3 separate regions of the Homo sapiens genome follow, and all the other regions are linked to region 1. A link is a loop called in an ENCODE intact Hi-C map of the cell type or tissue named here. Cell type or tissue: CD4-positive, alpha-beta T cell. All regions are shown on one strand. Each heading gives the region's core, and the rest is flanking DNA. Links, peaks and the distances in the headings are about the cores only.

Evidence for each region. Peaks named below come from ENCODE experiments on the same cell type or tissue, not always from the same donor. Only the 100,000 strongest peaks of a DNase experiment are listed, where the experiment ranks them.
Region 2: it touches region 1 in a loop (9-fold over the local background); 25 of 110 quality-filtered maps call a loop at or near these places.
Region 3: a loop joins it to region 1, with 11 times the contacts of the local background. A loop is called at or near these places in 79 of 110 quality-filtered maps.

What each region holds. Positions count from the first base shown.
Region 1 is chr12:8,102,992-8,113,300 of GRCh38, reverse strand. It overlaps a transcript of CLEC4A not described here. Among named protein-coding and RNA genes, the nearest start is that of CLEC4A, 15 kb to the left of the region's middle. In CD4-positive, alpha-beta T cell, for the core only: CTCF peaks have their summits at 4,097 and 4,299 (motif pointing left); a DNase peak (open chromatin) is centred at 4,290.
Region 2 is chr12:8,174,932-8,185,240 of GRCh38, reverse strand. ZNF705A (zinc finger protein 705A) reads right to left here. Exons shown (of 6, transcript NM_001004328.3): 4 at 9,918-10,013; 5 at 9,299-9,381; 6 at 5,195-8,242. The coding sequence ends at 7,658. FAM66C (family with sequence similarity 66 member C) reads right to left here and starts at 5,032. Exons shown (of 8, transcript NR_026788.1): 1 at 4,489-5,032. RefSeq lists enhancers at 4,169-4,668, 4,864-4,993 and a silencer at 4,594-4,713. In CD4-positive, alpha-beta T cell, for the core only: a CTCF peak has its summit at 5,106 (motif pointing right); a DNase peak (open chromatin) is centred at 4,900; H3K4me3 peaks cover 727 bases; H3K27ac peaks cover 265 bases.
Region 3 is chr12:8,232,017-8,242,325 of GRCh38, reverse strand. LINC02449 (long intergenic non-protein coding RNA 2449) reads right to left here and starts at 6,911. Exons shown (of 3, transcript NR_120454.1): 1 at 6,327-6,911; 2 at 3,412-3,589. It also overlaps the pseudogene FAM86FP. RefSeq lists an enhancer at 4,263-4,763. In CD4-positive, alpha-beta T cell, for the core only: CTCF peaks have their summits at 4,455 and 4,669 (motif pointing right); a DNase peak (open chromatin) is centred at 4,692.

The sequences.
Region 1 (10,309 bases), core at 1,296-9,295:
GATGAGTTCATGTCCTTTGTAGGGACATGGATGAAACTGGTAACCATCATTCTCAGCAAACTATCGCAAGGACAAAAAACCAAACACCGCATGTTCTCACTCACAGGTGGGAATTGAACAATGATAACACATGGACACAGAAAGGGGAACATCACACACTGGGGACTGTTGTGGGGTGGGGGGAGGGGGGAGGGATAGCATTAGGAGATATACCTAATGTAAATGACGAGTTAATGGGTGCAGCACACCAACATGTCACATGTATACATATGTAACAAACCTGCACGTTGTGCACATGTACCCTAAAACTTAAAGTATAATAATAAAATAAAAAAAAATGGACAATGGATATATGGTTATTAACTGTATTATTCATTCAACTTCTTTTGAAAATATTCATGATAAAAAGTGGAAGGGAAAATCCCAGGCCTCTGTGTATGTAAGTTTGGAGTACCAACTTATATTATCTATGATATATGTAATTTTGGAGTACAAACTTATATGACTTAGGATATAAAGGAGACTCTGAGCCAGGAATTTAACTTAAAATTAGGTCTCAATCTGATAATAACCCTGAGGACTTAGAAAAGGCAAATGCAAAACCACTCCAAAGAAATACTCCCACAACTGAGGTAGAACAGGATTGCCCATAAGGAAAACACACTAAAGACAAACTCACAACTAAAACTTAAACACATGACAACACATGAAAAAAAAAGATAGTAAATAAATATATGAAAAGAGCACAATCTCACTGTAGTAAGAGAAATGAATATATTTTTCACCCAATATATTAACTAAATATTTTAAAAATAAACTGTTGACAAAATAGAGAAACAAACAGCCTCAGAATTTATATTAAGTATATGAATTAGGCAGAAGATAATATAGAAATAAATCTATCAAAATTTTAAATGTTGGGGGAGGGAGGAAGGGAGACAAGGGTTGACACATTACTGGATACTATGCTCACTACCTGAGTGATGGGATCAGTCATATCCCAAACTTCAGCATCACGCAATATACCCACGTAGGCCAGGTGCGGTAGCTCATGCCTGTAATCCCAGCACTTTGGGAGGCCAAGCTGGGCGGATCACCTGAGGTCAAGAGTTTGAGACCAGCCTGACCAACATGGAGAAACCCCATCGCTACTAAAAATACAAAATTAGACGGGCATGGTGGTGCATGCCTGTAATCCCAGCTACTCAGGAGGCTGAGGCAGGAGAATTGCTTGAACCCAGGAGGCGGAGACTGAGGTGAGCAGAGATTGCACCATTGCACTCCAGCCTGGGCAACAAGAGCAAAGCTCTGTCTAAAAAAAATAAATAAATAAAATACACACACACACACACACACACACACACACACACACACACATATACACACTCACATAACAAACCTGCACATGTACCCCCTGAGTCTAAAAAAAAAAGTTGAAGTTTTTTAAATTTTAATTAATCGCATTTCACCCACCAAGTCCATTTCTGGGGAATCTATCCTTTAAATTTTTCATTTAAGTATATATTATATGTAAAAGATGTTCAGTGTAAAATTTAGTGTCAAAAATGTCAGAAATGTTACTATCAACAAGGACAGTGGTTAAATATATTACGGTACATCCATACTTTAGAGAACCTGAATAGCTCTAAACATAAACTAAACATAAGCAAATACAAATGCATAGGCAAAGAAAGAACTTCAGAACATTATTAATTTTTTAAAAAATAATATAAACAATTTACATGTAATTTTTATTTTATTAAAGGATCTTTGCATAGGCAGATACACACAGAGAGAGAATGCTTTAAAAAATGTCTAGAAGGCCAGGTGCAGTGGCTCACACCTGTAATCCCAGCACTTTGGGAGGCTGAGGCAGGTGGACCATCTGAGGTCAGGAGTTCAAGGCCAGCCTGGCCAACATGGTGAAACCCTGTGTCCACTAAAAATACAAAAATTAGCCGGAGGTGGTGGTGCACGCCTGTAATCCCAGCTATTTGGCAGGCTGAGGCAGGAGAATTGCTTGAACCTGGGAGGCAGAGGTTGCAGTGAGCTGAGATCAGCCACTGCACTCCAGTGTGGGCAACAGAGCCAGAGTCTGTCTCAAAAAAAAAAAAAAAAAAAAGATGTTGGGCCAGGCGCGGTGGCTCACACCTGTAATCCCAGCCCTTTGGGAGGCTGAGGCAGTGGATCACAAGGTCAGGAGATAGAGACCATCCTGGCTAACACAGTGAAACCCCATCTATACTAAAAATACAAAAAATTAGCCAGGCATGGTGGTGGGCACCTGTAGTCCCAGCTACTCGGGAGGCTGAGGCAGGAGAATGGTGTGAACCTGGGAGACGGAGCTTGTAGTGAGCGGAGATCACACCACTGCACTCCAGCCTGGGCGACAGAGCGAGACTCCGTCTCAAAAAAAAAAAAAAGTGTCTAGAAAGATGCACACAAAATTATTGACAATGGTTTACTTTGCAGAAGGGACTGAGGAGAGAAAAGGGCAAGCAAGGGGGGCACTCACACTGTTCCATATACTTTATCATGTCTTTATCATGTGACAAACACTGTATTAGGAGTTAGGGGATGGGGGAAGGAAGGGACATGATTCCTAATTTAAAAACCTGATGTCTAATAGAGAAGCATGTAAATAAATAATTTCAATACAATGGGAGAAGCACAAGACCCCGTTATACACTGTGCAGTGGTGGCACAAAAGAGAAAGAAGAGATGGTTTCTGCTTGAGCTTATGAGGAAAGGTTCTGTAGTGGATGAACAGGAACTTGGGAAAAAAGTATTTGAGGCAGAAAGACCAAAGGACGTAAAGGCACTGTAGTATGAAATAGTGCAGCATATAATTAGATCGGTCTGGCTGGAATATTAACACAAATATGGAGGTTTCCTTTTTATAAAATGAAGGTACAGAGGTAGGCCACAATCAATTCATTAATTATTATCTTTGACACTAGCATGTTGTCACTTTAGGTACAAATTAGTAAAGTTTTTTTTAACCTCTCTATGCCTCTGTGTCCTCGCCTGTGAAATATGGATAACCATATTTCACCCCAGAGGGTAAGAATTAAGAAATCCCAGAAGTAAGAATCCCAGGGGTTTGTGTGAAGATTGAGTGAGACAATCTTTATAAAGCACTTCCCCTAGCAAATGATCGGTGCTCAAAAAATACAGGATAAGAAGACAGTTGGTTTGGGGTTTCTTACTTATGTGAAAAGGTATATACTATAAAAGCTATAAAAGGGGTTGAGCAGGATTACAAAGACAGAATAAGAATTTAAATCCTTACTATGGAATCAGTCTGAAATATGTTTCAGAAGCATGTCTCCCTGTCATCCCTTACTCCCCGTTTCTCCTCTATCAGATGACTCTTCCTACTTCCTGCCCCAATCTTGGGGCATCTACCTCACTTCTAAGACAATAAAAAAAGAACTCCTGTCATTTCGCCCTTACACCATCCCATTACACACCTGGAGAGCCAGAATTAGAAGCAGTACTAGTACCAGCAACAAATATTTAAACGGCACTTACCATATTCCAGGCCCTGTTCTAGGGACTTCAATTACTTTATATATTTTTTAGAGACAGTGTCTCACTCTGTCACCCCAAGCTGGAGTACAGTGGCACCATCATAGCTCACTGTAACCTCAAAATCCTGGGCTCAAGCGATTCTCCCACCGTAGGCTCCTAAAGCACTGGCATTACAGAAGTGAGCCACCATGGCCAGCTAAGCAATTTAATTTTAAAATTTGTTTTAAAGTCACAATATTCCATAGGTACTATTTTAATTTCGTATATGAGGAAACTGAGGCAAACAAAGTTTAACTAATTTTTCCAAGGTCAAAAAGCCAGTAAGTGGCAGAGACAAATTTTGTAGCAAAGTAGTCTGTCTTCTCCCAAATCCATGTTCCTGACCACTACTCTTTACTGCCCATTAATCCTCTATTATGGGTGGAGCTAGGAGGAGGGGGTGTCATTAAAATTAAGTATATTCCCCATTCAAGTATTTATTAAAGTATTAAAGTATGAAGAAGGGATCATTTGGTACTTCATTTTCTGCCTGCCCAAACAGCTATTTTTCTACATTCTCAACAAACTTTGGATCAGTTACAGGCTTAGACCAGACTAAATGCCCCCATCCAGTCTTCATTTCTTTCTTTTTAAATGCTTCCCCTGTTCTCGTCCTATCTTAGATTGTTGAAAAAGAAAATAAAAAATAAAAAACAAATGCTTCCCCTGCCACCAGGAGTCTGAGCAAATTCCTACAACTATTTCAGTTGCTAGGAGGAGCATGCCCTCTAGTGGTCGCATGCTAATATGCAGCCAGATGCAGCACTGACACAAAGTGCTTCAATGACTTTTTTTTCCAATAATAGGTACGTTGGCAGAATACAAATAGTAGGAACAAAGAAAATGTTGAAAAGCAAGTCAAAAAATCCATAGTGGGTCTTAATGCATTATTTTGTTTAATTGAGGGGATGATGTTATCCTTAGATTGATGGGGCAGAACATGAAGTCACAATGGACAATTATTTCACTACTGGCTCAGATGCAGGCAATTTAAGTATACCAGAGCTTTTTTGAAAATATACCACCCTGTATTGTAGGTCTTTGAAAAGGAAACTGAAGATGACAGTTCTAGCAAAATTTTGAAATAAATGTCAAACCATAAAAATGCTGTGAAAACCATCTATATAAACCCAGGCTAAGGACCCACAAGTAAATAAAATTCTCCCTCTTTCCTTCCTTTGAATATGTGACTGATGGAGAATATGTGATTGATGGAGAACTCCTGAACATTAGTCCTATAGTCACATATGTATTTCCTTCATGTACAATTCAGAGGCAATTTAAAAAATGGTTTTTGAAAAGGCTACAAAAAAACTAAAACATGAGCAAAGTGCAATGCAATTTTAGCCACTTATAATTAAAATGAGACGGTAAACTACCAAATGTATCAGCAACTCTACTACATGGTACCTGGTGTTCCATCCCCAGGCCAAAAAGTCTATATACCAAAGTAAAATCTGTCTTCATTACTACTTACTTGGTTCTCTCATATTGACTGGCTCTGAAGCACAAAAATGAGATTTTCTTCACTCAAAACCATACAATTGCATGGAAATTAAACAACCTGCTCCTGAGTGACTTTTGGGTAAACAATAAAATTAAGGTGGAAATCAAGAAATTCTTTGAAACTAATGAGAAATATACAATATACCAGAATCTCTGGGACACAGCTAAAGCAGTTGTTAAGAGGGAAATTTATAGTGCTACATGCCCACATCAAAAGGTTAGAAAGATCTCAAATTAACAACCTAACACCACTCCTAGAGGAACTAGAGAAACAAGAGCAAACCAATCCCAAAGCTAACAGAAATCAAGAAATAACCAAAATCAGAGCTGAACTGAAGAAACTGAGTAGCAAAAAGCCATACAAAAGATCAAGAAATCCCACAGTTTGTTTTTTAAAACAACAAAGATTAATAGACCACTAGCTAGACTAATAAAGGAAAAAAAAAAAAAGCAGAAGATCGATATAAATACAATCAGAATGACAAAAAGGGCATTACCATTGGCCCCACAGAAATACAAAAAACCCTCAGAGACTATTATGAACACCTCTATGCACACAAACTAGAAAACCTAGAAAAACTAGAAATGGACAAATTCTTGGAAACATGCAACCTCCCAAGATTGACCCAGGAAGAAATTGAATCCCTGAACAGATCAATAACAAGTTCTGAAACTGAATCAGTAATAAAAAGCCTACCAACCAGAAAAGGCCCAGGACCAGGTGGATTCACAGCCAAATTCTACTGGATGTATAAAGAAGAGGTTCCTGCTGAACTATTCCTACTGAAACTGTTCCAAAAATTTGAGGAGGAAGGACTCATCGCTAACTGATTCTCTGAAGCCAGTATCATCCTGATTCCAAAACCTGGCAGAGACAGAATAAAAAAGGAAACCAGGTCAATATCCTTGATGAGCATAGATGCAAAAATCATCAACAAAATACAAGCAAACCAAATCCAGTAGCACATCAAAAAGTTAATCCACCATTATCAAGCAGGCTTTATCTCTGGGATGCAAGGTTGGTTCAACATACACAAATCCATGAATGTAATTCACCACATAAAGAAAACTAAAAACAAAAGCCACACAATCATCTAAATAGATGCAAAAAAAGGCTTTTGATAAAATTCAACATCTCTTCATGTTAAAAACCCTCAACACACTAGGCATTGAAGGAATATACCACAAAATAATAAGAACCATCTATGACAGACCCACAGCCAACATCATACTGAATGGGCAAAAGCTGGAAGCATTCTCCTTGAGAACTGGAACAAGACACGGATACCTACTCTCACCATTCCTATGCAACATAGTACTGGAAGTTCTAGGCAGGACAATCAGGCGAGAGAAAGAAATAAAAGGTATCCAAATAGTAACAGAGGAAATCAAATCATCTGTTTGCAGATGAGATGATTCTATACCTAGAAAACCCACAGTCTCTGCCCAAAAGCTTCTAGATCTGATAAACAACTTCAGTAAAGTTTCAAGATAGAAAATCAGTGTACAAAAATCCAACGTCCAAGCTGAGAGGCAAATCAAAAATGTAATTCCATTCAAAATGCCACAAAAAATAATCATAAAATAAAATACCTCGGAATACAGCTAACCAGGGAGGTAAAAGATCTCTACAGCAAGTATTACAAAACACTGCTCAAAGAAATCAGAGATGACACAAGCAAATGGAAAAATATTCCATGCTCATGGATAAGAAGAATCAATATTGTTAAAATGGCCATACTGCCCAAAGCAATTTATAGATTTGATGCTATTCCTATCAAACTACCAATGACATTCTTCACAGAATTTTTTTAAAACTATTCTAAAATTCATATGGAACCAAAAAAGAGCTCAAATAGCCAGGGCAATCCTGAGCAAAAAGAACAAAGCTGGAGGCATTGTGTCGCCTGACTTCAAACTATACTACAAGGCTACAATAACCAAAACAGCATGGTACTGGTACAAAAACAGACACATAGACCAATGTAACAGAATAGAGAGTCCAGAAATAAAGCTGCACACCTACAACCATCTTATCTTTGACAAAGTTGACAAAAACAAGCAATGAGGAAAGGACTCCCTATTCAATAAATGGTGCTGGGATAACTAGCTAGCGATATGCAGAAGATTGAAACTGGACCCCTTCCTTATACCGCATACAAAAATCAACTCAAGAGGGATTAAAGACTTAAATATAAAACATAAAACTATAAAAACCCTGAAAGATAACCTAGGAAATATCATTCTGGACATAGGAATGGGCAAAGATTTCATAAAGAATATGCCAAAACCAATTATGACAAAAACAAAAACTGACAAATGAAACCAAATTAAACTAAAGAGCTTCTGGACAGCAAAATAAACTATTCACAGAGTAAACAGACAACCAACAGAATGGGAGAATATATTTGTAAACTATGCATCTGACGAAGATCTGATATCCAGAATCTATAAACAGCAAATTAACAAGCAAAAAACAAACAACCCTTTAAAAAGTGGGCAAAGGACAAGAACAGGCACTTTTCAAAAGAAGACACATGGCCAACAAGCATATGAAAAATTGCTCAACATCAGCCGGGCACGGTGGCTCATGCCTGTAATCCCAGTACTTTGGGAGGCTGAGGCGGGTGGATCATGAGGTCGGGAGTTTGAGACCAGCCTGGCCAAGATGGTGAAACCCCGTCTCTACTAAAAATACAAAAAACTTAGCCAGCCGTGGTGGCACACACCTGTAGTCCCAGCTACTTGGGAGGCTGAGGCAGGAGAATTGCTTGAACCTGGGAGGTGGAGGTTGCAGTGAGCCGAGATCGTGCCATTGCACTCCAGCCTGGGTGACAAGAGCGAAACTCCATCTTAAAAAAAAAAAAAAAGAAAAGAAAAATTGCTCAACATCACTAATCATTAGAGAAACACAAATCAAAACCACAATAAGATACCATCTCACACCAGTCAGAATGGCTATTATGAAAAAGTCAAAATAACAGCTGTTGATGAGGCTGCAGGAAAAAGGGAACACTTATACACTGCTGGTGGGAACATAAATTAGTTCAGCCATTGTAGAAAGTAGCGTGGTGATTTCTCAAAGAACTTAGAACTACCATTCAACCCAGTAATCCCATTATTGGGTATATACCCAAAGGAATATAAATCATTCTACCATAAAGACACATGTATGCCGCATACGTATGTTCACTGAAGCACTATTCACAATAGCAAAGTCGTGGAATCAACCTAAATGCCCATCAATGGTAGACTGGATAAAGAAAATGTGGTATATATACACTATGGAATACTATGCAGCCATAAAAAAAGAAAAAGAACATGTCCTTGGCAGCAACATAGATAGAGCTGGAGGCCATAAACCTAAGTGAACTAATGCAGGAATAGGAAACCAAATACCACATGTTCTCACGTGTGAATGAGATCTAAACATTGCATACATATGGACACAAAGAAGGGAACAACAGACATTGGGTCCCTGAGTGGGGAGGGGGAGAAGGGAGAGGATTGAAAAACTACCTATCAAGTACTATGCTTATTACCCAGGCGACAAAATAATCTGTATATCCAACCCCCATGACATGCAATTTACCTATATAATAAACCTGCATATATACCTCTGAATCTAAAATAGAAGTTTTTTAAAAAAAGAAAGAAAAGGTGCAGGGAAACATCAAAGATATGGTGGAGAAGGCAGGGATGGTTTGATTGTTTCTTGAAGAGAATCAACTGTCCTGTATTAGGATTCATGGAGAAGCCAGCCGTAGGCTTTCGTATGCACAGAAGCACCCAAATGGCTTGATTTGTAATTATGACCACAGAAACCAATTTATTTGCAAGGCATAAAGTACTTGTTTGCCATCCTAAATACAGAGGAAAAATGGGGAAAATGCACTGGAATGAAAAAAGGAAAATGGAATTTAATTTATTCTGAGGTGGCTTACAATTCAAGGTAAGACCAAGTATTTGTCACAACTGGTGTATCTCATCTAGAAAACATTTAAGGTAATGGACTGGCCTTTCTAAAATGTACTGACCTAAAAAAAAAAAAAAATGAGATTTTCTGCCACTATGGCAAAGCATATAAGGAATACTTAAGTCATGTAGCCAGGAGCAACCCAAATGAAAATGAGTAAAATACAGAAAACACTCAACTTACCAACTTCTAGTCCCTCCTCACTGAAATCACTGTTAATTCCACAAGTACTTCATGAGCATGTACTATCTAGAAAGGTGTATGGGAAGTACTGCAAGTACATAAAAATGAAGACATACATGGTCTTTATATTCAAAGAGCTTAAAACAAGTGAGGAAGAGAATTTCAACAGCAACACTCCCCACCCCTTGCCCCCTCAAATAAACAGATCACCTTTCAGATTGGAAGGATAGGTAAACATTTCATGAAGTAGTATTTGGGCGAGCATTACACAATGGGAAGGACCTCAACAGGCAGGTATAAAAGGGAAGGTATTCTAGGCAGAAAAAATTTTAATTTAGCAAGCACTCAATACTTGTGGCATATGAAAAACAACTAGTGGGGCTGGGTGCAGTGGCTCACGCCTGTAATCCCAGTACTGGGGACGCCAAGGCAGAGGGATCATGAGGTCAGGAGATCAAGACCATCCTGGCTAACATGGTGAAACCCTGTCTCTACTAAAAATACAAAAAATTAGCCAGGCGTGGTGGCGTGCCCCTGTAGTCCCAGCTACTCGGGAGGCTGAGGCAGAAGCCGGTGTGAAGCCGGGAGGCAAAGCTTGCAGTGAGCCGAGATCATGCCACTGCCCTCCAGCCTGGGCGACAGAGTGAGACTCCGTCTAAAAAAAAAAAAAAAAAAAAAAAAAAAAACAACAGAAAGAAACAAAGAAACAACTAGTAGTTCTTAAGTTTGTTAAAGCACATTGTGAGTCAATGGGAAAACTGAGTTGAAGATGAAATTATATTTTGGACTTTATAAGCAAAGAAGAATTATTAAAGGCAATTAATAGGAGAGTAAAAAACATGAGCAGAGCTTTGTTTCACAAACATTACTTTGGGGTTAACATGTAAGCTGAATTAGAACTAAAAAAGCCATTGGCAAGCAGACTGCCTAGGAGGTTATCAGAATGGAGGAAGTGAGGAGTAATACAGGCTCACATTATAACAAGACAAGTAGTATCAAATATAATTAAGGGGAGTTGAGCTAGAAAATTGATTGTCCACATTTTTTTTCCCAAACAAAAACTTAAGGTCT
Region 2 (10,309 bases), core at 985-8,984, 72 kb before region 1:
CTAGGCAGAGGACCCTGCGGCCTTCTGCAGTGTTTGTGTCCCTGGGTACTTGAGATTAGGGAGTGGTGATGACTCTTAAGGAGCATGCTGCCTTCAAGCATCTGTTTAACAAAGCACATCTTGCACCGCCCTTAATCCATTCAACCCTGAGTGGATACAGCACATGTTTCAGAGAGCACAGGGTTGGGGATAAGGTCACAGATCAACAGGTTCCCAAGGCAGAAGAATTTTTCTTAGTACAGAACAAAATGAAAAGTCTCCCACGTCTACCTCTTTCTACACAGACACGGCAACCATCCGATTTCTCAATCTTTTCCCCACCCTTCCCCCCTTTCTATTCCACAAAACCGCCATTGTCATCATGGCCCGTTCTCAATGAGCTGTTGGGTACACCTCCCAGACGGGGTGGTGGCCAGGCAGAGGGGCTCCTCACTTCCCAGTAGGGGCAGCCGGGCAGAGGCGCCCCTCACCTCCCGGACGGGGCGGCTGGCTGGGCAGGGGGCTGACCCCCCCACCTCCCTCCTGGACGGGCCGGCTGGCTGGGCAGAGGGACTCCTCACTTCCCAGTAGGGGTGGCCGGGCAGAGGCGCCCCTCACTTCCTGGATGGGGCGGCTGGCCGGGCGGGGGGCTGACCCCCCCACCTCCCTCCTGGACGGGGCGGCTGGCCGGGCAGAGGGGCTCCTCACTTCCCAGTAGGGGCGGCCGGGCAGAGGCGCCCCTCACCTCCCGGACGGGGCGGCTGGCCGGGCCGGGGGCTGACCCCCCCACCTCCCTCCCGAGCGGGGTGGCTGGCCGGGCAGAGGGGCTCCTCACTTCCCAGTAGGGGCGGCCGGGCAGAGGCGCCCCTCACCTCCCGGAAGGGGCGGCTGGCCAGGTGGGGGGCTGACCCCCCCCACCTCCCTCCTGGATGGAGCGGCTGGCCGGGCAGAGGGGCTCCTCACTTCCCAGTAGGGGCGGCCGGGCAGAGGCGCCCCTCACCTCCTGGACGGGGCGGCTGGCCGGGCGGGGGGCTGATCCCCCCACCTCCCTCCCAGATGGGGCGGCTGGCCGGGCAGGGGGCTGACCCCCCCACCTCCCTGCCGGACGAGGTGGCTGCCGGGCAGAGACGCTCCTCACTTCCCAGACGGGGTGGCTGCTGGGCGGAGGGGCTCCTCACTTCTCAGATGGGGCGGCCGGGCAGAGACGCTCCTCACATCCCGGACGGGGTGGCAGGGCAGAGGTGCTCCCCACATCTCAGACGACGGGCGGCCGGGCAGAGACGCTCCTCACTTCCCAGATGGGATGGCGGCCAGGAAGAGGTGCTCCTCACTTCCTAGATGGGATGGCGGCTGGGCAGAGACGCTCCTCACTTTCCAGACTGGGCAGCCAGGCAGAGGGGCTCCTCACATCCCAGACGATGGGCGGCTGGGCAGAGACGCTCCTCACTTCCCAGACGGGGTGGCGGCCGGGCAGAGGCTGCAATCTCGGCACTTTGGGAGGCCAAGGCAGGCTGCTGGGAGGTGTAGGTTGTAGCGAGCCGAGATCACGCCACTGCACTCCAGCCTGGGCACCATTGAGCACGGAGTGAACGAGACTCCGTCTGCAATCCCAGCACCTCAGGATGCCGAGGCTGGCGGATCACTCACGGTTAGGAGCTGGAGACAAGCCCGGCCAACACAGCGAAACCCCGTCTCCACCAAAAAAATACGAGAACCAGTCAGGCGTGGCGGCGCGCGCCTGCAATCGCAGGCAGTCGGCAGGCTGAGGCAGGAGAATCAGGCAGCAGTACCGTCCAGCTTCAGCTCGGCATCAGAGGGAGACCGTGGAGAGAGGGAGAGGGAGACCATGGGGAGAGGGAGAGGGAGAGGGAGAGGGAGAGGGAGAGGGAGAGCCAGAATGCACTTTCTTTCACCAACTAGTCCACCTAACTTTTCTAAGTCAAATCCCCTCTCCATGCTTGGATAGGTCATGAATGGCTTTCTGTTACCTACCTAAGATGAAGGGATATTGCTAAATCAGGTTTGTGGCCAAGAAACTTTTACCTGGAGTGGCAGGAGAGGGCCTATCTGTTCACCAGAGTGTCTGTAACTTTTCTTTTTTCTTCCTTTTTATTTAATTAATTAATTAATTAATTTATTTATTTATTTATTTATTTATTTTTTGAGATAGAGTCTCGCTCCGTCGCTCAGGCTGGAATCCTGATCTTGGCTCGCTGCAACCTCCGATTCCCAGGTTCAAGCGATTCTCCTGCCTCAGCCTCCTGAGTAGCTGGGATTACAGGTGTGTGTCACCATGCCCGGCTAATTTTTGTATTTTTAGTAGAGAGGGGGTTTCACCATGTTAGTCAGACTGGTCTCAAACTCCTGACCTCATGATCCGCCTGCCTTGGCCTCCCAAAGTGCTGGGATTACAGGCATAAGCCACCGCACCTGGCCTCTGCAACATTTTCTAAGTCAGTATAGAAGCTCTTTGAACCACCTTTTCAGTCGAAGAACTCATGAAAAAGTCCTCCAAGAACTTGTGACCTTCTGGAAATTGTCAAAATCTCTACAGGTGTCCAGAGTCATCTAGATCTGTATTGCAAGCCACTGACTGGGTTCCAGCATTATTAAAGCAAATGCAAAATATGCCATGCCCAGCAAAAAAAATCCAGAAGCCATGGTATTTAGCTGTTTCCATCTTTCTTCCCTCCTGCAGTTGGGAGAGTACTGAGTATCATGCCCTCCTGCAGCCTCTGGAGGACATGCCAGTGCCTAGAGGTACCAGTAGAGAGGGGCCATGAAAGAGCAGATGACAGCCAGGTAGCTGGGAATGACATTGTCCTGGGGCTTATTGCTTGTCATGAACTCTGCCACTGGGCAACATGTGCAGGTGTGGACCCGTGCCTTCTCTGGATCCCTGCCCCATCAGCCAGCTGTCTTATCTCCTGAAAGCTGGTAGGTGTTGGTCAGCATGGTGTTCTAGGACCAGGGTTATATTAACATTCCCTCTTAGGCTGAAACACCAGAAGTTAACACAGGAGTCCACAGGTGTGCACATACTAACCTCCAGATTGTTTTTCTTCTCGTTCTAGATGTTCATCCTTGCTTTTGGGACTTGAAATAACCCTACACAGCCAAATATTTATGCCTATTATCCACTTATGGAAAACTTATATGTCCCAAGTCCATAGGGTTAGTATTATTATCAGTATTAAAACCATTAGTACTAGTATCATGATGATCATTATTCCTGTTAATAGCCATCAATATTTTTATTACTGCCATTGTTAATATGGATTTTTCATTATTGTACAGCAATGAATATAGTTTATCCATTCACAAATGGTGTTCAGTTACCAAAGATGTCCAACAAGGCATGTTCTACAGACATATACATACACAGCTGTCCTGGAGACCCAGCTTTGCCACCAATTGCTCTTTCGTAAGATGAGATCCCCCAATACCCACCAGTTTTTCAGGACTCGACCTGAGCTGGCTCAGCTAGACCTGGAAAAGTTTCCTATGCCCAAATGTACTTGGAAAAATTTAAAAGTCTCTTCAGAGGCCCAGTAATAGCTTTTGGCAGCTTCTAAGACCAGGGAGGGTTTCTTGGCCATCCAGAGCCATTCAAATATTCTAAGTAAACTCAAGGATCCAGAAACCCCACTTGCAGTCATGAAATACCAGTGAATGGCCTCTGTGAGTCTCTTCAAGTTTTTCAAAGATGACTGCCTGGGAAGGCTGGCCAGGAAGTCACCCAAGCCCAACCTTCTGCAGGATGTTCTATGTCAGCCAGGGACCCAGTGAATTGCCATTGAACAGAAGGGAGGAACAGAGACAGCATGCCTGAGCTTCTGGAAACATTCTAAGTGTCCTTGTTGGCCCAGAAAAGACTGGTGCTACCATATGAGGCACAGACTTGGCAACCTACCTACTCCAGGAACCACAGAAGGTTTAAAGGTTCCCAGGAAGTCCCAGGAAGGGCAGCCATGGCCCTTTAGAGCCATCAGATTGTATTCTAAGTCTACGTGGGAGACAGTGCGCTTAGCTTCATAAAAACACCAGTGGAGGTGCTAACACTTGCCCCAGTATCCAGTCTTTTCTACCTCATCTCAGAGCCAGGCAGCCACTATTTCCCAAAGCTGCTGTGCAATGAAAGGGGAATATTCTAAGTGCTCTCCTGTGCCCACGAAATTCTGTGGCTGTGCTGAAAGACAGGAGTTGTCCTCCGGAATGCTCTTCAGAAATCTGACAGCACTGGTCAAGATTAAAGAAGCTCAATTCAACGTCATACAAAACCAATCCCCCCCAAAAAAAAAAAAAATGCATAGTGAGACAAAATGAACACACCTGCTAATAATCATAAATGACAATAATAACAACAATGATGATCTTAGTGATAATGCCACCAACACTGTTAATGGCAATAACAATAAACCTGAGGTAATGAGTGTTAGGGTCCCGATTCACCGATGTGAAGGATGGCGACAATTTCTGGCCTCACAGAAATAAAGGAAAAGTAAACACCTGGAGGAGGAGGAGGTGAACCTGGAGCTCCCGCCGGCCTCTGGGCGCTCCTTGGTGGAAGGAGAGGGTCTTGGTCCTGAGCCTGCCCGGGATCCACCTACACCAGAACCCCGGAGTCCCAGTCCCTGGATGGGCTCAGTCCCACCCAGGCCAGACGCCCCGGAGCCCCGTAGCCCGGGTCCTCCAGCCCTCGCTGCCGCCTCTTCTCGCGGAGCCGGGGCCGCCCCCGCGCCACCTCAGCCTCTGCGGGGCTCTGGGAGGGCAGCGCCGAGGATGCTCCGGGCCCAGCGCGGGTATCCGAGCCCAGAGTGGGTATCCGGCCTCAGGCGGATACTGACGCCCTGAGGGCGCGGAATAGGGCGGCCTGCGCAGGGCCCGCCATCTCGGGCCTTGCAAAAAGAGCGGCCTCTCCAACGCCCCTACCGGAACCTCCCCGGAGGCCCCAGCCCCAAAGCCAGGGCGATGGCGCCTCCCTGACCATGGGTGAAGAAAAACTCAGGTCCTCCCTGGAGACCCGGCCCGCCGCGGGAGGCAGACCGCGCATGCGCCCTGCATGGCCGGAAAGATGAGTTTCATTGCCCTCTGCCTGCCATGAGGTGGCAGCACAGGACGTTTGGCCTTAGCGGTGGACCTGAGTCTGAATCACTGAAATTCAGGGGTAGATTATTCAGTACTTTTCTTTTGGAAGATCAAATGGAAATTGAGTACGATATCTTGTGCTTTAATTGAAGAAGATGGAAATAAAGAAGCAAATTCAAAAATCAGTATACAAAAGTCGATTGATTCCCTCTATGTGGAGGGAAGATGAGCTTGAATAAGAGAAGCATTCTGTGTTACGCTTTAATAATGGCTGGAGATCTGCCACCATGCATTTGTCAAATCCCATAGAATTTCATAGCACAAATAGTACATCTCAATGTGGCTCAGGAGTACATATAATGTCAGCCACAGTTTGTGGGTAAATTACATATTTAATTAAATAGATTAAACAATAAATAATGATATGAGCTCTGCCTGGACACAGTCCTTGCCTCTCCAACCAGTTTGCCAAGGGCTTGAATTTCTTGCTCATTATCCTCACACTTGACATAAACCCTGGCTGCAGAGTAAAATCAATCACTTGTGGAGATTTTTTAATATATTGATTTGTCAACTTCAACCACGGATAAGGCCATTTAGCCTTAGTAAGGCCGATCGTATTAAGATTGTGCCTGTTTGGCAAAATTTCAAGTCATCCCACTTGATATTCAGGAAACATTTTCTCTTGAGTTTTAGGTTCAGTACTGAGGCTCCTTCACGGACAATACATTTTCCAATTCTGAGGACAAGGCAGAGGAGGGCCCCTCTGTGAGAACTTTCATTTTGCTTCGGGAAAAGTACATTGAATCGAATATAGGAAAGGCTTGCAAGGTGGCTGACAGGTTCGGCTGTTTTATCATGCTGGTGTTTTATCTTCTGGACTGCAGTAAAAGGAGCACAGCTGTGTCTGTCTCTGTGTAATAACTCAGGACTCACCTGAATAAAATGTGGGGTGTCATGAGATGAACTGCTACTTCCAGTTAGAGAGGCTCCAGGGACAAAATTTCAAGAGCCTTCTGAGGGATAGAAGAGAAGAGCTGCCTTATTCTCTGATCCCAGGTAACTGCTCAGAGACAGAGGCAAGGGCTGCGGACACCCAAATGCATATACTAGGGGTCTTTGATACAGCCTCCATTTCCCTGCTAAATCTATGCAATGACACACTGAGAAATCTAGCAAGTGGGGCTGAAGATCCCTGGTGTGTCAACTCGAGGGTTGGATGGAAACAAGTGGTTTTAGTGGACGTTGAAGTAAAGGGAGGTGAGCTGTGAGGAAAGAGCTGTTAAAGACTGGGGAGACTCAGAAGTTGGGGTAGAATCTCGACCAAGAATCTCACCCAAGGAGTGCAGATGCAAATCGATTTGTTAGGGCTGCATAAATGAAACAAGGGCTTCGCCAACATACTAAGTTTTTTCAACAACAGATTGTATTCTTTCAATATTTGTAAGTATTGATCTTTTGGAAAAGTTTAATGAGATTTCTTATATAATTCTGCATTCAATTTATTCCCTGGTCACTTTACTATTATGCATTTATATGCCACATTTTTATGAATAGATATTTTCTCAAATTTCTGAATTATTTTGCTAAAGTATGTGTTAAGAGTTTTTTCTAGAGGTCCACCTTCTTGACTCACTTTTCTGATGAGAAATCTATCAGGTTTCTCCACAGTGATTTTCAAGTTTGATAGCTCCTCAATGTGAGAAACTTAATGTCAACTAAGAAATGAATTACCACTAAAGAATTTTCTCCTTTCAGGATGCTAACCATGTTTTGTCCAGTGTGAAATCTCACATGTGCCACAAGTGTTGCTCTATGAAGAAAGGATTTCTCATGATTTTTCATTGCATAACTTCTCCAGTAAGAAGTATTTGGTATTCCAAGAGAATTCATTGCCCTTGGAAAGACTTTCCCTTCTTATTTAGCTTATGAAGGCTTTCCTCTCTTATTTTCCATTTTAGCAGCATTTTATCACTCTGTTTTCTTGTGAACATCAAGCCTGGTGCTTGGCTGAATGTTTATTCACAGAAAATACAAATAAAGGGTTCATCCAAGTAAAGTTTTCTCATGTTATTTGACAATAAATTGCAAATAAAAATATTTTCACACTGAATGCAGAGTTAGAGATTCTCTACCTGAAAGTCCCACATGTTTTAAGTTAAAGCTGTTGCTGAAGACTTTTAGTTGACTATGTTGACAGTTTCAGCTCTCTCATGTCATTTATGCTCAGATCACTAACAAGTCTTTGGTACATACATGTCATACAATTTCTCTTCCATATGAATTTATTGATGTGGACTGAAGAATAAAGGTAACTGAAGTATCTTCCATGTTGATTCCAGTATTTCTTCAAAATATGAGTCCTTTGGCATGTTTAGATGCTACAACTACAGCTGAAGTCTCTTCCACATTCCTTACCTTCGTCATTCCTAACACAGTGTCATCTAAAGTCAGAATATGTTCTGAAGAAGTTTATAATTTTCTCTCCAGCGTGAATTTTCTGATGCTATTTAAGACTAGTACATTGACTGAAGGCTTTCCCACATAAATGGCATTCATATGGCTTTTCTCCAGTGCATGTTCTCTCATGTCATCTAAGGTCGGAAGACAGACTGAAGGCCTTCCCACATAGAAGACAAGCATGTGGTTTCTCTCCAGTGTGAATTATTTTGTTTCCTCTAAAGCCAGAGCTTTGACTAAAGGCTTTCCCACTTTTATCACATTCATAACACTTTTTTCCAAGGTGAGTTCTCTCATGTCTTCGAAGGTTAAAGGATTGAATAAAGGCTTTCCCACATTGATGACACTTATATGGTCTCTCTCCCGTGTGAGTTTTCTCATGTCTTCTAAGGTGAGAACACTGAGTGAAGGCTTTTCCACATAGATGACATGCATATGGCCTCTCTCCAGTGTGAGTCATCTTGTGCCGTCTAAGGCGAAAGCAATTAGTATAGGCCTTTTCACATAGATTACATTGATATGATTTACCTTTAGTATGAATTTGTTTATGTGGTTTAGGGGAGAAAAGATTACGAAGAGATTTTCCACACTGTTTGCTGACATAGGGTTTCTTTCCACTGTGAGTTAACAAACGCTGAGTTATTGTGGAACTGTGAGTGCAATCTTCTCCCGAATCATTACATTCAAAAGGATCCTCCAGAATGAGAGAGTTCTCCTTTGGGACAAAGATTAAAAGCTCTTAATGGTTTACCCACATATATCTATACATTCATTTCACTACCTTTGAATCCTAGACCAAACATTCAGTGGTAGACCCCAGTTGAAAGCTTTCCAATGTTTCTTGTGTGAAAGGAAATTAAATTTTGGGACCCCAAACTCATTTAACCAAATGGAAAAATCAAGCTGGGAACTGGGTCACAGAAACCTGCCTCCCCCTTCTGGTTCCTAAATAATACGGCTACAAGATGAAAAGCTACACGCCTCCCCCATATTTTGCCCACAAGGAAATTCCTCATGAGCTGTTAAAATTACACCATGGCAATGCAAACTGATAACTTGTCTTTACAGGTGCAGTCATCCCCAGTTCACCAGACACAAATGCATATCTGATTGTTTCCCTGCCCAATTTTGCCTATGTTGTCTTATGTAAAATGCAGCTTTCCTGCATTATTCCTCTGCCTCATTTGTTTATGTCATCTTATGTGAAAAAATCCAGATTCACTGAGCCAGAAAAATGCATGAATGACTATTTTTTCTACCTACCTTTTACATGAAAATTGTGTACTTCTCAATATCCCACCCTTTCCCCTTTAAATTTGGAGCCTTCAAAATCTTCTTTGGAGAAAGGCATACACCTGTCCCCTGGGTGCATGTCCTTAACTTTGGCAAATAAATCTCCTAAAATGATTGAGACTTGTCTTGTCATTTTTCTCGATTGACATTTGCATACACATTATCTCCTGCAGACACAGATATGTTCTCTTCTGTAAGATCTCAACTGCAGAGTTATTGCATAATTGTGATGATATCAATATCTTTCAATGTCTGGGCATGAGCAATGTATATGCACTTGTTCTATTTTAGAGATCTCATGTTATGGTTTAGAACACAGTTCAATGTATTCACTAAATTCAAAGTATTCAATTTTTTTTTGCTTAGAAAGCACTTAATGCCAGCCTAATTACACTCAGGTGATTGTGCTTCATTACTAACTTAACCCATTACCATGTCTTTAACTTAGATGACTGGTGTACACAGCTATAAAACTTACCATTGTCATACTGGTGGATGCGTCTTTTCTGGTGATAGGATGCATGGATATCATGTGTTTTTTCTTAAGGGCACTTTCCCTGTCTGAAATAATTGAAAAATAAATTGTTACATTGGTATTATGGTAATAAAATTGTTTGAAAAGCCCCAAGGCCCATTTACTTTTTTTCAAAAGTTGACACTTAGATGTGGCAAGTGTGTCAAATGAAGAAACTACTTGAATAGAAGAAATAGATTGTACAGTGTCGGCAATTAGAAAAGATTTTTAAAATTAAAATGTGAAAAGAGTTAAAATGGAGATGAGATATCAGGCAGGTAAATAGAGGGATAGTCTTCACAGGGGTATCAGGGAAAGAGTCAGCATATGAAAGTTTAACCCCAGCCAAGTACATGAATTATCCTTTTCCTAAAAGTGAAAGAAAAGTAAAAAAAGAGGACACAAGAGTAGCATCTGACACATGAACAAAATGACAATAACATCTAAGGAATTCTGCTCCAGTAGCCTAACCTACATTTTAGAAATTATCACTCATTTAATAAAACCACTAATTAATATTCAACTGATATTATTCATTGACAAAGCACCTCCTCCTATTAGAGCACAGGACCCTGTTGCTTACCTGGATTCTGGTCTTGAAGAAATTCTCTTCCTTCCCGCCACAGCTCTTTTCCTTGCTCCAGCTGCAAAATTATATAGGATTTGCTTATCTGGTACCCTGTTAGTGGAAAGAATACATGTGTTTTGAGTTCACTGTCAATAAATGTGCATTATCACCAAGTGTAAGGCAGGCTATCAAGGAAGAATAAAAACAGTGAAGGTCAGCTCAGGCCACAAGACCTAGAACACAGAAAACTCCCCAGGACTTTTCTGACCCAACATGAGACTGGAAAATAAATCTAAACAAAAGGGCCATCAGGAAAAGGAAATTCAAAACAGTCAGGACCTATGAATGCTGAGTCCATGCCTAAGTTCCAAGACACAATGCATAATACACAATCTTTTCAGAAAGAG
Region 3 (10,309 bases), core at 1,047-9,046, 130 kb before region 1:
CTCTCCCTGGGGACCTGCCATTCTCAGCACAGGCGCATGGCAGGCAGCAGCCTCCCTTCTGCCAGCAGAGGGGCTTAATGCACCCCGCTCCATTTGTAATTCATGTGCAGTGAGCTCACTGGGATGAGTCAGTTTGGATATATATTCCTCCCTGGGTCTGCCCCATTTTATGGGGTGTTGCTTAATCATTTGCATTCTTCCATTGACATAAAATATTTAGCACTCAGAGATCATTTCTGGTCAGGAGAAATTTGTGCATTTTTAATCCAAAATAGAAACCTTCATAAAAGCATCATAGGTCTCCATTCAATATTGACTATAATTGTTCACATGCCCACGCTGAATGCTAACTTGGGCTCACCCTCAACACCCACGAGGTGGGTACTATTATTATCACTCACATTTGACCAGAGGGATTGTTTGATTAGGGTGAAGTAGTTGAGAGTTCAGACCCAGGAGACAGCCTGCCTGCTTCGAATCCTGGCCCAACCCCTTGCCCTGTGTGACCTTGGGCAAGTGACTGCATCTCTCTGTGCTATTGTTTTCTTATTAATGGGGGATATAATGATACCTACCTCTTAGGGTTGTTGTCAGCGTTGAGTACAAAAGCCTGTGGATCAGTGCCTGGCTCATGGTAAATGCATGTCGGTGTTAGCTAGTGTTTTATTCAGTCTCAAAATGTTTAATAAATGCCTTCCGTGAGCCAGGCACCATGGATCAGCAGTACCCATGATAGATGAGGCTCTGCTTGCATGGGAGAGCCAGAGAATAAACAGATAAATGAATAAACAAGAAAAGACCAGATGAGAGTGGCTTTAAAGCCAATAAAACAGGGAAATGGTGAATGGAGCAACTGGGGAGAAGAGTCACCAAAGTCAGGGAATCATGGAAGCTTTCCCCAAAGAGGTGGCATTTGAACTGGGGCCTGAGTGGTGAAGCAGCCAGCCATGGGAAGGGTTTGGGGAACAGGATATGCAAAGGCCCTGTGGTGGAAACAAGCCAGCTGTGGTTGAGGAACAACAGCAAGGCAGCCAGTGTGGCTGGAGTGGAGTGAGCAGGGTGGGCCAGGGGTGAGGGAGAACAGGCCAGAGAGAGGGATTAGCACCAGGTCTTGTAGGGCTTTTTATGGCATAGAAGGAGCTCTGAAGCAATGAAGTGCCTTGCCGTGTGCCACATGCCAGCCGAGACAGTCTGCCTAACTCGGGAGCCAAAGTTCGCTGCTGGGCTTGAGGCCCCTATAAGAGGACAATGTAACCCAGGCTGGTATGGGCACATTCTGCATTTCCACTTAAACTCAGATGGCAAGCCCATCAAACCTTGGTGCCATGGCTGCCCTGGTAATTCCTGGCTGACCAGTGCAACCAGGGAGCTGGCCCATGACCTGGGTGGCAGCTGAGTAGCCAGGACTCATGCGGCCAAGAGTCAGCCTTCTTCCTGTGACTCATCCAGGTGCACCCTGCGACATCTGAAGGTCAGGCTTTCAGCCGCTGTGGCTTCCACTTCCAACTGGCTCCACGTCCCCAGGGAGGGATCACATAGAGCTTTGCCAACACATTCTATTGCGTGTTTTAATGTTCCTGTGAATGCGCCCTTGAGATTTCTCCCTCCCCCGTCCACACTGAGCTTAGAAGCAAAGTTAAGAGACTCATCAGATTCTGAGCTGCTGCGGGATATTTTGCAGAAGGTAAGAATCCCAGAGTCCCTGGGACTCATGACTCTGCCTCCTGAATCTCTCCGGAAGACCTGAGAGAAGAACCACAGGTGTGCTTGTACCCTTTAAAAACAGCCCTCTTCAAAGAACAAAACCATTGAGTCAGCACTGCAGGTGGGTGTCAGCACCTCCGACAGCTCCTGCGCTTTCGTTTTCTATCTAAGACTTAGACAAAGACATCAGAATATACAAAAATCTGCAAGAGGGGGGAAATCTAGGGAATGTTTTTTAAACCATCCACAGCAAAAACAGAGATGACAGGTGCAAAACAGCTTCTAGCATTTGGTAGATGCTCAGAGACTTTCTTTTTTGCATTCATGAGGCCTGTCCCACCCACTCCTGTCTCTTCTAGACCTAAATGGGCCCTTGCTTTGCCCAGGGTGGGGTTTGGACTCAAGTGCATCTGCATGCAGGTGAGAGCCAGGATCACCACCCGGCCCAGCCACAGCCTGACCTTGGCCTTGAGGGCCAAGTGCAGATCACCCTGCATCCTGGGTCTTCACCTTCGAAGGGCCATGAGCCCTTCTGAAAAGACAAAGCAATAGACTCCCTCCCAGAAAGAAGTGCACCAAAAGAATACCTTTTCCATACAAACTCAGGGGAGGCAGACATCCTCCACTCCCACCCACCCAGCCCATCCTAGGAGCCCCGGAAAAGAATTCCTGTGCTAGAGGTGAACCAAGATTATCCACGTGGAAAAGATGCAGCCACAGCAGGGAAGACTTTCGGGGCAATACAGTAGGTCAGGGCTTCGAGCATGGAGATACCTGAAGTTGTCTTGCACCTTGCTCTGAGTTTCACCCTGAGCCTCACTCTGGTAGGTGGTGAAGCATGAGATATAGGGAGAGCTGCTTTAAAACCCAGCACAAGGCTGGGTGCACTGGCTCACACCTGTAATCCCAGGTCTTTGGGAGGCTGAGGTGGACGGATCACCTAAGGTCAGGAGTTCAAGACCAGCCTAGCCAACATGGCAAAAACCCATCTCTACTAAAAATAAAAAAATTAGCTGGGCATGGCGGTGCACGCCTATAGTCCCAGCTACTCAGGAGGCTGAGGCAGGAGAATCGCTTGAACCCAGGAGGCGGAGGCTGCAGTGAGCCAAGATCTGGCCATTGCACTCCAGCCTGGGCAACAGAGCGAGACTCTGTGTCAGAAAAAATGAAAAACCAGCACCAGCATGAAGAGCCTGTGTATTGCGTGGGGTACTTTGCTGCCCTTGGGCAGAATCTGCATCCCTCCCAGCCAGCAGGCGCTGCGGACCGTCTCCTCCCTCTCCCTCCAGGCTCCTGTTTTCCCGCCGTCCCCCCTCCTGCTGCACCAGTCCCTCTGCCCTCCGTTCCATGTGCCAGCCCGTGGCCACCTCAGAGCTTGCACAGGCTGTTCCCACTGCCTGGAACTTGCTCATCCTGCACTTGGCTTCTCTCGGCTTTAGCTGGAGTCACCCTGAGCGCCCCCTCCCCTCCATCCTGTCCCCAGGGACACATGATCCAAGAGAGCAGTTGCTGAGTGGGCCTTCCCACCTCTTCCATAGAGCCAGACAGTTGGCGACTGTCCTTACTGCAAACCCTGGTTCACACTGGCTCCCCTGGGAGGGAGGTGGTTGGGACCCACATGCCCTGTGTTCCTGCTCAGAATGGGCGTTAGAAATGCTGCCATAGCCTGTGCCACTGCAGTGGAAGCATTTTTAGGAAACGGCTTACATCTTAAGACGAACTTCAGATGCGTGGGGCCAGAACGCTGTGTCCATCTGCATCTTTGCTGAGGGATCAGGTAGCCTGGAGTTTGCCCTCTGTTGTGTTGGCTTGAAGCTCATAGGAGACTTAAGACGGGCTCTCGAGCAACCAACGTTCTGTCCTTTGCCGTAGACTGTGAAGCATCCTGTGTGTGTGTGAAGCACCCGCCGTCAGTCAAGTATGCCCGGTGCTTTCTCTCAGAACTCATCAAAAAGGTCAGTTATGGGCAGTGTCCGCCCAGTAGCCGGACAGCATAGCCACCTGCGTGCTGGAGCCCCCGTCCTTCCCAGGCCCTGGGCCTGCTTTGCAAACCCCAGCATGGCAGGGGCCTCCGCAGGCAACTGGCTGCAGCTGAGTGTGACCCATGGGAGACAGTGCAGGGTGGGAAGAAGGGGAGGCCAGCGTCTCTCCCTCACTCTGCCTCCTGGGGTTTCCACAGCAGCTGCTTCTCTGGGGCCCCATCTCCTAGCATATGAATTCTCATTCCTACCAGGCTGGTCCAGCCCACAACACTGGAACCCTCACTCACACCCTCTGTCCTGCCCGCCGAAGGGTTTGGAGTTTCCTGCTCTTGTCCGTCTCTGGGTTGCCCCACGGGCCCCTGTTGGAAGATTTAGCTCTTGCCATACCTTTGGAACTAGTTCCTCTGGTGAATTCTCTTCATTGATCCTGCTGGAATGAGCTCTTTCCTGACTGCTATAGGATGGATTTTATTTTTTACTTGTTTATTTACTTTTTTGAGACAGTCTCACTGTGGTGCCCAGGCTGGATTACCGTGGCACAATCTCGGCTCCCTGAAATCTCTGCCTCCTGGGTTCAAGCAATTCTCGTGCCTAGCCTTCTAAGAAGCTGGGACTACAGGCACACGCCACCATGCCTGGCTAATTTTTGTATTTTTAGTAGAAACAGAGTTTCACCATGTTGGCCAGGCTGGTCTCGAACTCCTGACCTCAGGTGATCCGCCTGCCTCGGCCTCCCAAAGTGCTGGGATTACAGGCATGAGCCACTGCACCTGGCCTAGGATGGATTTTAAAGATGGGCCTGAACATGCAGGGTTTGACAGGAGGATGTCGAGAAGCCGTTCCTTAGTAGGCAGTAGCAGACCTGCTGAGTGAAAGGGCCACACTTTTAGCAAATAAACAATCCCCTGCTTCTCCAATACCTGCTTTCTCCCTAGTCCTCCCCAAAAGGGTGCATCTGTGGTTGCCAGCCGGTCTGCCCTGTGCCACCACGAGAGGGCAGCAGTCACCCAGTGTACCCTGCTGCTGCCTTGTGAATCCTAGGACGGGGCCAGCTGTGGAGAAGCAGCCTGCTGACAGCCACAGCCTGCAGCATGGGCCGCCCTCACAGTTCTGCCTGGGCTCACTTAAAAGCACCTTTTGTTTTCCTCCTCTCTGTGTTTGATCCAAACACAGAGCTCTCTGTCATGGTCATGTGGCAGCTCTCACGGAATCCTTGTCTCCTGCCCTAGACTACACCTAACCCTCCCCTCTCAACACCTCTTGTTGAAGGCCCTCCCGTCCAGGTTTCCCTACGAAGTGGAATTATTTTTTTTTAGAGACAAGATCTCTGTTGCCCAGGCTGTCCTCGAACTCCTGGGCTCAAGCAGTCCTCCCATGTCAGCCTCTAGAGCAGCTGGAACTATTCGACACACACCACCACGCCCAACGAAGTGAATATTTTATATACCAGCTGGCCGGTATTACACCATTCCATCCCAAATCTCCCCTCCAAACTTGGTGAAAATCATCTGGCCATTTTTACAGATTAGTACGAAAGCAAACAAGCTCTCACTCTGTATGCCCCCAGCACGAGGCTGTCCACACGGAGCCTTTGGACGAGCTGTACGAGGGGCTGGCAGAGACTCTGATGGTCAAGGAGTCCACCCAGGGCCACCGGAGCTATTTGCTGGTATGAGAAGGGCACCCTCCTCCCCCTCACAGCCCAGATACCCTTCCTGCACAGAAAAAGTGAAAACGTGGGTGTGGGTTCAAATCCTGACTCACCCATTCTGCAGTCTTAGACATGAGGTCCATTAACCTTCTTTAGCCTCAGTTTCCCTGTCTGTAAATCAAGCACTTCAACAACAACAGCATGTCTCGTGGGGTTGTTGGGCATTTGTCCAATAGGTGACACACACTACCTGCTTCACAAGGACCTGGTGCTCAGTCCTCAAAGAATACTTGACAGGGCTGGACATGGTGGCTCATGCCTGTAATCCCAGCACTATGGGAGGCCAAGGTGGGTGGATCTGAGGTCAGGAGTTCGAGACCAGCCTGGCCAATATGGTGAAACCCTGTCTCTACTAAAAATACAAAAATTAGGCCAGGCGTGGTGGCTCATGCCTGTAATCCCAGCACTTTGGGAGGCTGAGGCAAGGGGATCACCTGAGGTCAGGAGTTTGAGACCAGCTTGGCCAACATGGTGAAACTCCATCTTTACCAAAAATACAAAAATTAGCGGGGTGTGGTAGTGGGGGCCTGTAATCCCAGCTACTCGGGAGGCTGAGGCAGGAGAATCTCTTGAACCCCGGAGGTGGAGGTTGTAGTGAGCCGAGATCGCGCTATTGCACTCCGGCCTCGGCAACGAGAGCGAATCTATGTCTAAAAAAAAAGTATAAAAATTAGCCAGACATGGTGGCACACGCCTGTAGTCACAGCTACTTGGGCAGGTGAGGCAGGAGAATTGCTTGAACCCAGGAGGCAGAGGTTGCAGTGAGCCAAGATCGTGCCACTGACTCCAGCCTAGGTGACAGAGCTCAAAAAAAAAAAAAAAAGATAAAACATAGATACAGAAAACCACAAAGGAAAAACATAGCATACTGAATCATCACAAGGCAGCCACCCCTTCATAGCCACACCCGGCCTCTGGCCACCACTGACCTGTGCTCCATCGCCAGAATTCCGTTGTCTCAGGAATGTTCGATGAATGGAATCCTGTGTGGCCTGAGATGAGTGTCTTTCATGCCACGTGACAATCTTGAGGCCCGTGAAAGCTGTTGGTATGTCAACAGTTAGCTGCTTCTCATTGCTGAGTGGCGATTGGTCCTGTCATGGTTTATTCAGCCATGTGGTGGATGGCTACTTGTCTTCTAAGCCACTTGCCTTCTGATCGCTGGACTGACTCTCTCGCCCTCTCTTGGTGCAGCCCTCGGGAGGCTCGGTCACAATCTCCGAGAGCACAGCCATCATCTCTCACGGTACCACAGGCCTGGTCACATGGGACGCCACCCTCTGCCTTGCAGAATGGGCCATCGAGAACCCAGCAGCCTTCACTAACAGGTGACCTCGGGGCACAGGGCAGGGCACCAAGGCAGGCTTACCCTGGTGCAGTCGAAGACACGGTCCCCTTTCCTCCCGCCAGGACTGTCCTAGAACTTGGCAGTGGTGCCGGCCTCACAGGCCTTGCCATCTGCAAGATGTGCCGCCCCCGGGCATACATCTTCAGCGACCCTCACAGCCGGGTCCTCGAGCAGCTCCAAGGGAATGTCTTTCTCAATGGCCTCTCATTAGAGGCAGACATCACTGCCAACTTAGACAGCCCCAGGGTGACAGTGGCCCAGCTGGACTGGGACGTAGCGACGGTCCATCAGCTCTCTGCCTTCCAGCCAGATGTTGTCATTGCAGCAGGTAATGCCCAGCCCCGGGCACCCTGTGCAGGCGGTGTCCTTGCAGCTCTACCCAGCTCTTGGCTCTGGGAAAAGGGAACAATGGACGCTGTCAGGCATGGACATGATGGGGCTTCCAGAAGAGTTACTCTGGGCCTCCAGGGTGACATCAAAGGACAGGGGTGCCTCTTAAGGTGACCTTCAAGCCACAGCCCTCTTGGTGGAGACAGGCATACTCCCGTTACAGTCGTCGGCACATGGCTCTGTCCCAGAGCCATGCCCTGTGTCCTTCAGAGACCACAGGAGGAAAACAACCACTTCTGGGACGAGGACAAGGCCCATGAGAGAAGGTGGTATTTGGCTGGGCCACCGAAAACCCCTCACCCCTGCAAGCACACTCAGTCCCCTCTCTGGTGAAGCAGAGCTCTGCCTGTGGTCCTGGGTCCCAGCCCTGAAACCCACAGGTCCAGCGGTGGCCAGGGACACAGGCCCACCCCTGCAAGCCAGCAGACCAATCGGCAGACACCTGAAACACGAATTTCATGGCAGGGTCAGGCTTTCTGTCATTCAAAGCCCTCTAGATAGGCCAAGAACCAGAGCTGGTTTTTTAAGGAACACCAGTGAGTCTGGAGATTTTTTTCTTTTGCTTCGGTCTTTTGCAGCTTTCTCTACTAAGGGTTCTCCTTTTTCACCCAAGTAATTGCCTTTCCATCTAATGGCCCAAATGGTCAAATGGCATCTAATAGTCTCATAGGACCGCTGCCTCTCTGGCCTCGCCCTGCTGCTGAGGTCAGCATGAACTGGAACTTTCCACTTGTCCCTTTCAGTAACCTGAAGCTTTCACCGTAGACGTGCTGTATTGCCCAGAAGCCATCGTGTCGCTGGTCGGGGTCCTGCGGAGGCTGGCTGCCTGCCAGGAGCACAAGCGGGCTCCTGAGGTCTACGTGGCCTTTACCGTCCGCAACCCAGAGACGTGCCAGCTGTTCACCACCGAGCTAGGTGAGCCCACACACCCACCCGGGCCTGCATGGTCCCTGAGCTGTCCCTGCAGGACTCCAGTGGAAGTGAAAGAACTGGGCACCGGGGAAAAGCTAGGATGTCCCACACTCCTACACCATGCAGGGAACTCGGGCACAGGCCGGTGAGCAGGGTGGGCTTGGGGCATGGGGTCTTGCGGCAGGAGGAGGGCAGCTCAGCACAGGGAGGGAGGGTCTGAGCCCAGCAGCCCTACTATGTGCTTCAGAGCACGGTTCCCTAAGCCCTTGGGCCTCGGTTTCCTCATCTATAAAATGGAGGTGGTGGGAGGGGCAGTCGGGGTCAGGGCTGGACACAGCTGTGGCCTGCAGGATGCTGGAGCACAGGCTGTACAGGCGGATCCTCCACGCCACTGTCCTGAGCACCCAGTTGATGGAAGACGAGCAGGGTGACTATAGAGAAGGGAAACTGGCCCCGTAGTGGGCCAGCCACTGTCCTCAGACCTGACATTTGTCAGCCCCCAGCACCTGTGAGGGTGTGCTGTCATTGTCCCATCACACCGACAAAGACACTGGGACACACAGAGGCCAAGCGACCCCCGAGCTCCCGCAGACTGCAGCCCGGCCACCTGGCTCTAGTGCCTCCACACTACACCCAAGCCCCCCATTGCCACCAGCCTCTGCCCCAGCTCCCCCTGAGCACAGCCCCTCCTGGCAGCCATCTGCACAGATGCACTCGCAGCAGCCTCTGCCTGCACACAGAGACACAGACGACCCAGTACCTGCCCACGTGGGGCAGCCCGTTAACTACAGAGTCAACAAACAAGCCAGCACATGAAGGCATACTGGGTTCCATGACAGAGTCCCGCACAACCTCGCACAGGAGGCTGGCTGGGCGTGGGGCTCAGGCCTGTCATCCCAGCACTTTAGGAGGCTAAGGCAGGAGGACTACTTGACCCCAGATGTTCAAGACCAACCTGGGCCACATAGTGGGACCCCGTCTTCACAAAACATACAGAAACTAGCCAGATGTGGTTGCACATGCCTGTAGTCCCAGTTACTCAGGAGGCTGAGGTGGGAGGATGGCTTGAGCCCATGAAGTGGAGGCTGCAGTGAGCCCTGATCTAACCACTGCACTCCAGCGTGGGCAACAGAGCAAGACCCTGTCTCAAAAAAGCAAAAAAGCAAAAAAAAAAAAAAAAAAAAAAAGGAAGTCTTTCTTCAGATACTTACGTGAAAAAAACCTGCAATATCTTTTAAGTGAAAAAAACAGTGCCAAGCAGCACACATAGTATAAGCCCCAACCAACCTTTTTTTTTTTTTTTTTTTGAGACAGAGTCTGGCTGTGCCCTGCCACTTTCTAAGCTTTGCGAAGAGTGAGTTGACTGAGCAGCCAGGTAGATGTGGGTTCAGATCTCTGCTTCTGTCCTGCTGTGCCAAGTGCTGGGGCAGACACAGGCAGAGAGTGGACAGCGGCATGGTGCCTGCTGCTAGCCATTTCTATGCAAAACCAGATGTCTGGTCCCATCCTGGAGGCCAATTCTAGGTATGTGGGTGGGCCTGGGAACCTGTGAAACAAGTAAACTGACTTAGACACCCCCCACCCCGCCAGGCCTGTCCTAGCAGCCCCACACAAAACGCTCATGTCCTGTCCCCAAACACCGCCATCCTTAAACACGTGCTTTGTTTCCAGGCTGGGCCGGGATCAGATGGGAAGCAGAAGCTCATCATGACCAGAAACTGTTTCCCTACGGAGAGCACTTGGAGATGGCAATGCTGAACCTCACACTGTAGGACTCACACACGACTCTAACGGGATTGTAAGAATCAAGTCACTCTCATGGGAAGAATTTTTATATGGGAAAGCGGCTAAAACTTTCATTGGACTGGAATGTTTGGAGATTGTTAAATTCCAAATCAGGAACCACAAACTGCCCTCTAATAAGATATCAGCTGTCTAAGCGTGTGGGTGCCGCCTTTCTGCCAGTAGTTCTGGTTCTTAAGAAAAGCACCATAAATCAGACATGAAAATTCTGGCTCCAAAAATAGCATTTTCTTTGTGCAAATAAAAACGTGTGTATCAAGTATGACGTTCCCCCAACGTGGACACACTTGGTTCCTCAGAAAGCCAAGCCCGCTGCAGCTGCCACATCCCAGGGCTTATGGTGCAGCAGGTGCTTTTTTCAAGACAGGAATCAAAGTGTTAGGAACACGGCAGACAGGTGACACCTGGATACCAAATGCAGGATGAGGAGTACTGCAGAGGTCACAGGGAAGTCACAGA